Regions from separate parts of the Mus musculus genome. Here region 2 is linked to region 1. A link is a loop called in an ENCODE intact Hi-C map of the cell type or tissue named here. Cell type or tissue: gastrocnemius. All regions are shown on one strand. Links, peaks and the distances in the headings refer to the core of each region. The heading gives the core; the rest is flanking DNA.

Region 1 (4,388 bases), core at 273-4,272:
ACACTATAGGTTGCCTAATCTCAGGTATCCTTAAAATAAGGAATCGTAATTTAAGAATTTAGCCTAGGGTTGGAGAGATGGCTCAGTGGTTAAGAGCACTGACTGCACTTCCAGAGGTCCTGAGTTCAAATCCCAGCACCCACATGGTGGTGCACAACCATCTGTAATGAGAGCTGATGCGCTCTTCTGGTGTGTCTGAAGACAGCAGGGGACATCCTGAGCCTTCTGGTGCTGGGTTACGGTTACTTGGATCACCACCTAGGTGATGCACTCCAATGGCAGACAGTGAGTCCCACCTTTAAATGAAGTCTCTCAAACCTGCCTGTTTGGAGAAGAGTTTGAGAATCTCAAAAAAGTGAGACTCATCATCAAGAGAGATTTTAGCCTGTCTTTTAAATGTATTTCTTTAATGGAAAATATCTCAGATACACAAAGGGATCAGAACAGAGTCCAGCTAGGGGTTGGGAAGATCCTTATGACTATTTAAAGGGGGGGGGGGGAGGGAGAAGAGAGAGGGGAGAGAGAGAGGGGAGAGAGAGGAAGGGGAAGAGGGGAGAGAGGAGAGAAAAGAAAAGAAAGGGAGAATTTAGCCAAAGCACAACCAAGTTTCTCTTTCCTAACAGGAAACTGATGTCCCACAAAAGCAAGAAGTACAAACTGGGGATAAGGATAACGGTCTCCTCCTGATAACCCAAAGTAACCTTCAATTTACCTCCACCCCCACCCCCAAGGAAAGGACCTTAAAGATGGAGGGCTGAGAGGTTCTGTGTTAACTGGGCACACTCTACTGACTACCTAAAAAACCTCACACCTACTCAGAAAGAAATCCAAACAGGTAAGTTGATCAACAGGAGGGTCCTTACCCAGTGAGACCACGTTTCCATAATTCTCTAACATCACTTCTCTGTAGAGCTCCCTCTGAACAGGGTCCAGGCATCCCCACTCCTCTCGTGTAAGATGCACAGCCACATCCTCGAATGTCACAAACTCCTGAAATAATAATTCTGGCTGCTCTCAGGAATGGGCTACTATAGCACCATGGCCAGAGAATGAACATGACACAGAGGACGTCTAGTAGCTGTTTATGTTGGGGAGGAGAGAGAACAGACTAGAACTTAAGAGAACAAATCCCATGAGTGCCCATCACAGTCTCATGGACAAAGATGATAGTGGAGATGGAAAAATTCTATCTGTCAAATCCAGGTCTCTGAAAATGATCTGTTCCCAAATTGCTACTGAAAAGACTCCAGGCAAGGGTTAACAGATGGGGTGAAAGAGAGGCCACACTCAAGCAACGAGAAACCCTGAGGAAAAGCAGAGGGTCCCTCAGCTCACCTGGTACCTGGCTGTCAGGAGCGCAGCTGCCTGGTCTCCTGGGCTTCCCTCATGGGGAAGAGCAGGCACCTGGGGAACAGGTGGAGCTGAGGGAGGAGAAAGGAGCCAAGAGTGAGAGCAGCCCCTCCACAGGGCTCCCTTTTCAGAACACTTCTCCTGCCCAAGGTATGTCTGTTGCATCCTCCTTCACGTCAGTGTTCCAGTAAAGTCAACATTTACCAGGTCTCAGGTATGCCCACTCCTCCTTGGGAGCTGCTCCTACTTACACAGACTGAGGACTGTAATATGGACTTTACTAGGAATCGCACTTAATCCTCATGGCATGACATTCCTTCTATAGAAGGGCAAGCATTATACCTGTTGTGATGAGCAAAGCAAAACAGACAGACAGACAGACAGCATTTCCTGGCCAGCCTGGGTTACAGAGTGAAAAATGTGGTCTCAAAAACCAGAAACAAGAGCAAAAAGAAGCCTGAAGACATAGCTCAGTTGGTGGAGTGCTTGCTTGGCATGCATGATGCTCTGGGTTTGATCCCCAGCACCATCTAGTGGGCAAGGTGTCACACAACTGTAATCTCAGCACCTAGGTGGATATAGAAGGATCAGAAGTTCAGTCACCAAGGCATAGCAGTCCAATGCCAACCTGCTCTACATTAAGGCTCTGAAGAAGAGTTGAAGGGGACTGGGTGTGGTGGTGTAAGCCTTTAATGCCAGCACTCAGGAGGTGGAAGCAGGTGGATCTCTTTGACTTTAAGGCCAGACTGGCCTAGCAAATTCCAGGACAACCAGGGCTATGCAGAGAGACCCAAACAACACAAAAAAGTTGAAGGATTTGATGATAGGGCCAGGGTCTTCAGCAAACTTCTGACATTTTTCCAGATACCATTTACTATAAACATCATTCTGCCTTCATGTTATTATTGGGCACTATTTCTGCAAGCTATTGTGTGCGGCTTGTAGAAACAAAAACAGTCATGTTTCCTCACAATCCTTTACACCCTCCAACAATGTCCCACACAGTACCCTCCACATAATGGTACTCCATCTGTGTTGCTGACATACAAGTTCCTTCAGGCACTGGTGCTGATCTATAAGAACTACGACATAGTTCTTACATAATAAAACCAGCAGCTAAGTATGATGCTGTATGCCTACATTCCCAATGTAGCTGGGGGGCCGAGACAAGATTCATTCAAATCATGGGCCGCATAGTACTAGGCCAGCCAGGGCTACCTATACATTAGCAGGATCCTATTTCAAGGGGAGGAAACACTTACCTATTTAATATATGTATGTGAATAGATAGTTAATATGATGTAACATCTGTGCATGTAAAGAGACACTGTGTTCAAACAGGAAATTAAATGGTTGCTTTCTTGACCAAAATTGGATTATTCACGAACACTGAAGTTGCAAAAGAATGGCAGGTAGCAAATCACACTAGATCACCAGGAGAGGAGGCAGACTGAAGAGAACCCAGGGAGTCCCCGAGGCCTGCGTTAGGTAAGCTAGTGAGACATGGCAAAAGCAGCCTTTGTTAGAAGTCATTCTGGTTGTGGTGTCTGCAGTGAAGCTCATATTCTCAAGGCCAGAGCAGGGTGATGGGCGGATTACAGACAGGCTAGCTACCCTAACCACAGGGCCCAAGCCAAGGACTCACACCTGCCACGCCCTTCCAGTTCTTCCACTAAGGCCCACCTTCTTATTCAAGACCCTGGCCTCTCTCATGTCAGGCCAGGGCCCCTTACTATTCCCATTCTCCTTGAAGAAAGTGTGGTCTCTGCCTTACCCCCACTGAATCCCTGCTCCATGTCCGTGTCCTGCAGAAACCGAAGCTCTGGGGAAAGACATTCAGACTGGTTCTCCAAAGGCTGGAAGTGGCCCCTGGGTGACTCTGCGGCTTCTTGGGATGTTACCTCCTCCATCCCTGTTCAGGGGACAATGACCATCACTGCAGGGTGAGAGTGAGAAGAACTGCTTAGTAAGTTAAAATGTCCCATAATCTCATATTCTCAGGACTTGGCAAACTATTCTATATATGATAGACTTTGTTAAAAAGACATTTTTTTAAAGCTAGTGTTTCTCTGTGCAACAAAGCCCTGGCTGTCCTGGATGCTCTTTGAAGACCAGGCTGGCCTCAGACTCACAGAGACTTGCCTAAGGGTTGGGATTAAAGACCAGCACCACCACACTCAGCTAAAAGCAGACTTTAAAAAAAAAAAAAAAAAACCAGCCTGAAGGTGGTAGTACAAGCCTTTAATTCCAGCACTGGTGAGGCAGAAGCAGGTAGACACGAGTTTGGAGCTAACCTGATCTACATTCCAAGACAGCCAGTGCCTCAGAAAGAAACCCTGTCTAGAAACCCAGCCCCACTAGATTTTAGTTGTCACAGTCCACAGACTTAAGTTTCTCTAAATGTAATTAAGTAAAGTGCATGGTAATTAGGGCCCAAGAAGGGTTTAAAACCTAAAAAGTTACCAAAATAAACAAAAAGAAAAACACAGAAGCAGGAGATGCCTGTAATTTAAGGGTAGAGTACTTCCTAGTATGCACAAGGCCCTACCTTCAATCCATAACAACCTCCCCCTTCACAAAAAAACAAACATGAGTACCATTCGGTTTCAAAACTTAAAACCCAAACAGGAAGGTGTAAGAATTCGATATTACTCAGACTCTACTGAACAATCCCAAATCTGTGGTTTAAAATATATGTGTGTGTGTGTGTGTGTGTGTGTGTGTATCGCTGGGCGTGTAATCCCAGCTCTCGGAAGATTTAGACAGGAGGTTCAGAAGTTCAAGGTTAGCCTCAAAGCTGTCTTTTAAAAACCCAAACCAAAACAACAACAACAACAACAACAACAAAATAGCTACCATTAAAAGAATTTTTTTCAACACAGTACAACTGCGTAAACCTTTCCATGGAGCGTCCTAAGTAATTTAGAGGCTCAAGCTGAGACCCAGTGAAACACGCCAGATAAGATTACTCATTGTTTTTCTCAAAAGCAGGCCCCTTAGGAATCATGTGGTAAGCGGTAAGGCCGTTCTGCATTACT
Region 2 (4,388 bases), core at 93-4,092, 150 kb after region 1:
TATTTAAGCAATGTTTGAAAATCTTAACAAGACTCAAAAGGAGAAAAGGGAACACCATAGGCGATTGCATGAACTTAAAAGGTTTTTCTGGGCACTCGTGAGGCAGAGGCGGAAGGATCTCTGTGAGTCCCAGGCCAACCAGGACTATATACAGTTGAGACTCTGCCTCAAACAAAACCAACCAACCAAAACGCAGGCATCAGGCGCCTGTTGCCACTGTCCAGCACTGAGGGATAAAGAGGACTGAAGGAAGAGGCTCCTACTCTCTTCAGCTTTCACTTAGCATGGTCTTTCTTCCTGCCCTACTGGTGAGCCTACCTACCTATGCACTGTGCACACCAGGCAAGGGCTGCACCAACTCAGCCACATTCCCAGCCTTCAAGTGGAGTCATGTTAATGTCGAGTTAGCCATGGAAATCTGAGACGAGGGGACCTGAGCTTGAATCTTCATTTTGACACACACATGAGATGCTGGGCAAATTTTCATTTCATCTCCAAATGGCATTACAAGACAACCGTTGGGAAGATTAAATGAGATAGCACATAAAAGCAGCACAAAACTGATTCCGGTAAGTTAGTTCTCTGATCTTTTGGGTTGTAAGCCTAGCCTTTAGTGGTGGAGCCATCTTGGAAGCCCAGTAAATTGGTTTTCTTTCTTCCTCTGACACAAAGCTTTGAACCAGTCCTAGAAGGACATGTTGGTGTCTTGACCCCATTCCACTGGGACTTGACAAATTCACATAAGTTAGAGTTTCCATTCCCTGTTAGGGTCAATTTCAAGTCATTGATTCACCTAGTTTCTTTTTTCTTTTTCTTTTTTTTTTTTTTTTTTGGTTTTTTGAGACAGGGTTTCTCTGTATAGCCCTGGCTGTCCTGGAGCTCACTCTGTAGACCAGGCCGGCCTCGAACTCAGAAATCCGCCTGCCTCTGCCTCCCGAGTCCTGGCATTAAAGGCGTGCGCCACTACGCCCGGCTTTCATCTAGTTTCTAATTGCTCTCCTTACCCAGCCCAGCGATACCTGTGCTCCAACAGGTCACCACGCCCTACCAATGTTCTGACAGGCTTCATTAGAAATTCCAGCTTCATCAGACCATCTCCACACTTCCTGTAGAGAACTTATTTTGACCTAACACTAGATAATTTAGATTCAAAACACTGCCACCCATCCTCTAAAGGAGTCTGCAATTTCCAATGGGTCCTCTCAGCTGTGAACAGCATATGAATTGAAGAAGCCTTCCCCCAACCCCCACCCCTGAGACAGCCAGTGACTTGATCTAATGGGGTAAACACCCGGGACTGATAACTTATAGAGACCTGAAATCCTAAGGCCTACTAGGAAACCAAAAGATTAAGGGAACTGATAAAATAGGATGCCAACCTAGGTCATTTCAGAAACTGGGCAAGGAGAAGATAGGAGAGAAACACACCATGACAACAGATGGCTTTATACTCAGAGATTCTAAGCTGCAATTTATTAAGTGCCTCCCATGTTCCCAACAGTGTTCAGTATCTGAACGGGGCCAGGAACATGAATAAATCCTTGTCCTCATGTCCTTCTCCGGAGGAAAGAGAGCAGAAAGTAAAGGAAGGCAGATATGCCTTGAAAGTCTCAGAAGCACCAGTAATGGCTATCATTTATTATCAGATCATTTGAACAGCTTCTCTGGGTTAGGAATTGCTGTAAGCAACTCAAGCACACGAACTCCACGCGAAACCCATAAAACCAAGTAGACTAAGAATCTTCTTACTGCAGCTGGGGAAACTGAGGCACCAAGAAACAACCTTCCCAGAGACACCTGACAAAGTGGCAGAGTCAAACGGGAACTCGGAGGGTTCTACATAAAGGACCCTATGAATACGGGTGCAGAGGAGAGTACAAGTCTGACTTGCGGGGGCGGGGGCTAGAGCTAGGGAATCTTAAGGTTACTGGAAAGATGGGCTTTCTCTTGCTGGGAAGGGTTCCCCAATAACTGACGGTTCGGAGGCTGCTCTAGGCAACATCCTAGATGTTGACGAGATGAACAGATACTCGTGACAAGCCACCGGGGGATGGGGGGGGAGATCCGCCCGTCTAAACTAATTTTACAGATTGTGGTAAATGCTCACAGTAGGGGTGCAAATGGTACTATGGGGGTGTCGGAAGCCGAGTTGTTCCTTCTCTCATCCGAGATGGAGGGCAGCTGGAAAGTGCTCAGAAACGCTCGGTCTGTGTGTGAGGGGGGCACCAGGGACTCAGAGGTAACCACGAAGGGCTGAGATCCCGGGCCCCTCAGCTCCAGACCCCGCGCCTAACAGCCCTGGGCCCGCCGCCCCCGCGTGCCATAGAACATACAAAAAAAAAAATGGAGGCGACCCGGGCCAGACTCTCCGCCCTGTGGCTCCTTACCTGAGGTTGGGGAGGTCTGGAGGTCCGGAGCGGACGATTCGCGGACTCTGGTCAGTCGACGCGAACTGGCTCCGGCGGGCGCGGACGGAGGAGGGAGGCCTAGAGGGAGAGGCTGACAGATCCCGGAAGTGACCGGAGCGCCTGCGCAGAGCGGCCGCTCTCAGCTGGCGCTTGGCGCAGGCGCAGGCGCAGAACGTAGCCTTTGTTGGCGTGTTCTGTCTGAAGAGCGGCTGCTGCTCAGGTGAGGCAGCCGCTCGTCAGCGCTAGGGCGTGCTTGTGGAACTGGATGGGCGTCCTACTCCTTTCTTTAAGGAGGTTTTAACACACACACATTTCTGAACCATGGCCCAAGTGTGCAGCGTTGGGAGCTTCTCAAGTGCTTTTTGTTACAAATTACTGAGCTAGGATCTCTCAGGCTTTGTGGTTCTGAAGAACAATTCAAAATAAAATAAAATAAAATAAAAATATTTATGTGGCTGGGCGGTGGAGGCGCACGCCTTTAATCCCAGCACTTGGGAGACAGAGGCAGGTGGATTTCTGAGTTTGAGGCCAGCCTGGACTACAGAGTGAGTTCCAGGACAGTCAGGGCTACACAGAGAAACCCTGTCTCCAAAAAAAAAAAAAAAAAAAAGAATTATATGGATGTCTGTGTCGGTATACGCATGTGAATTCAGGTGCCCCTGGAGGCCAAGAGAGCAACAGATCCTCTTGGAGCTGGAATTGTAAGTTACACCATGTGGGTGCTGGGAACTGAACTCAGGTCCTCAGCGAGAACAATACAATCTTTTAAGCTGAGCCATCTTGCCAGCCCTTGAAACTATGTTTGTGTTCCTTCATAGAGGGTGGGTCAGAACTGGTGACTATTTTCTGCCTGGCGGACTGTCCCTGTCCTGGACCCTCAGTAGAAAGTCTCAAGTCTACCTAAGAGTCCCCTTGACTGTTCCTAGATCAGGACCACTTGTTCCTGCACCCACAATGACACCACAAGAAGGCGCAATGGTGACATGGAAAGAGTGTATTCTATGTAGATGCAATTTATAAGAACTGCCCTGAATGCTACATCCAGTCAGACTGTTGCCCCTGCTCTGGTAGAAATTATGAAGCAACCAGTTAAGTACCCAGGTTCCACTAGAGGTAGGCACCCCAGTCCTTGTCTTGTGGTGGTCTATATATTTGACCCAGTGGACAGTAAACACTGCCCTAACAGAAATAAGGGAATAGTCTATTTCGAGTCAAATATCCATGAGCATTGCTTAGCAGTGCTCGGATTCCTTACCCTAAGTGTTTGCCCCACCTTGAAAACAGTTGCGTTATGGTCTTTAGAATTATTATCGGTCTGTGTGTGTGTGTGTGTGTGTGTGTGTGTGTGTGTGTGTGTGAGTGTGTGTGTGTGTGAGTGTGAGTGTGTGTGTGAGTGTGTGTGTGAGTGTGAGTGTGTGTGTGTGCTGTGTGAGTGGGTAGCACTCATATGGTGGTCAGAGGTCAGCTCTGTGAACTCAGTTCTCTGCTTTCACCTTTACACGGATTCCAGAGATCCAACTCATGTGGTCGGACTTGTTCAGCAAGCGCTTTTCCCACCAAGCCATCTCGCTGGCCTTGGGTGAACTTTTATAGTTGCAGGACAAGAGAAAGCCACACATCAGAACATTTAGCAGAGTTGCATTGGTGGGAACATCGGATAGGAGGGTTATAGCAAGAAGAGTCAATCTTTCCTAGGTTTCAACTTAGGTTAGAGAACTCTTAGCCTTAGTGTTGGAGGAAGCTAGAGATCTGCTGATACACCACAAGGGCTTTACATAACAAGCCTGAGAAGGTTAGCTAAGTATAAAAATAAAGATCATGGCTAGTGTTGTAGCTCAGTTGACAAGAGTGCTTACCTAACAGTCACAAACCCCTCTGTTAGCTCCAGCCCTGTACAAACCTGACGCGGTGCCACGTGCCTGTAACGGCAAGCACTTCAGAGGCAGAGGGAGGAAGATCAGAGCCAGTGTAGGCAACATA

Evidence for each region. A loop is a pair of places that touch in the nucleus more often than their neighbours do. Peaks named below come from ENCODE experiments on the same cell type or tissue, not always from the same donor. Only the 100,000 strongest peaks of a DNase experiment are listed, where the experiment ranks them.
Region 2: a loop joins it to region 1, with 2.5 times the contacts of the local background. A loop is called at or near these places in 1 of 42 quality-filtered maps.

Annotation. Positions count from the first base shown.
Region 1 is chr5:145,232,339-145,236,726 of GRCm38, reverse strand. It overlaps Zfp655 (zinc finger protein 655), which reads right to left. Exons shown (of 4, transcript NM_028298.4): 2 at 3,125-3,286. The coding sequence starts at 3,260. It also overlaps Gm6287. Among named protein-coding and RNA genes, the nearest start is that of Zfp655, 2.8 kb to the right of the region's middle. In gastrocnemius, for the core only: a CTCF peak has its summit at 1,885 (motif pointing left); no DNase peak of the experiment used is centred there; H3K4me3 peaks cover 773 bases; H3K27ac peaks cover 652 bases.
Region 2 is chr5:145,081,972-145,086,359 of GRCm38, reverse strand. Arpc1a (actin related protein 2/3 complex, subunit 1A) reads right to left here and starts at 2,491. Exons shown (of 10, transcript NM_019767.2): 1 at 2,388-2,491. In gastrocnemius, for the core only: no CTCF peak of the experiment used is centred there; DNase peaks (open chromatin) are centred at 2,093 and 2,544; H3K4me3 peaks cover 1,864 bases; H3K27ac peaks cover 1,341 bases.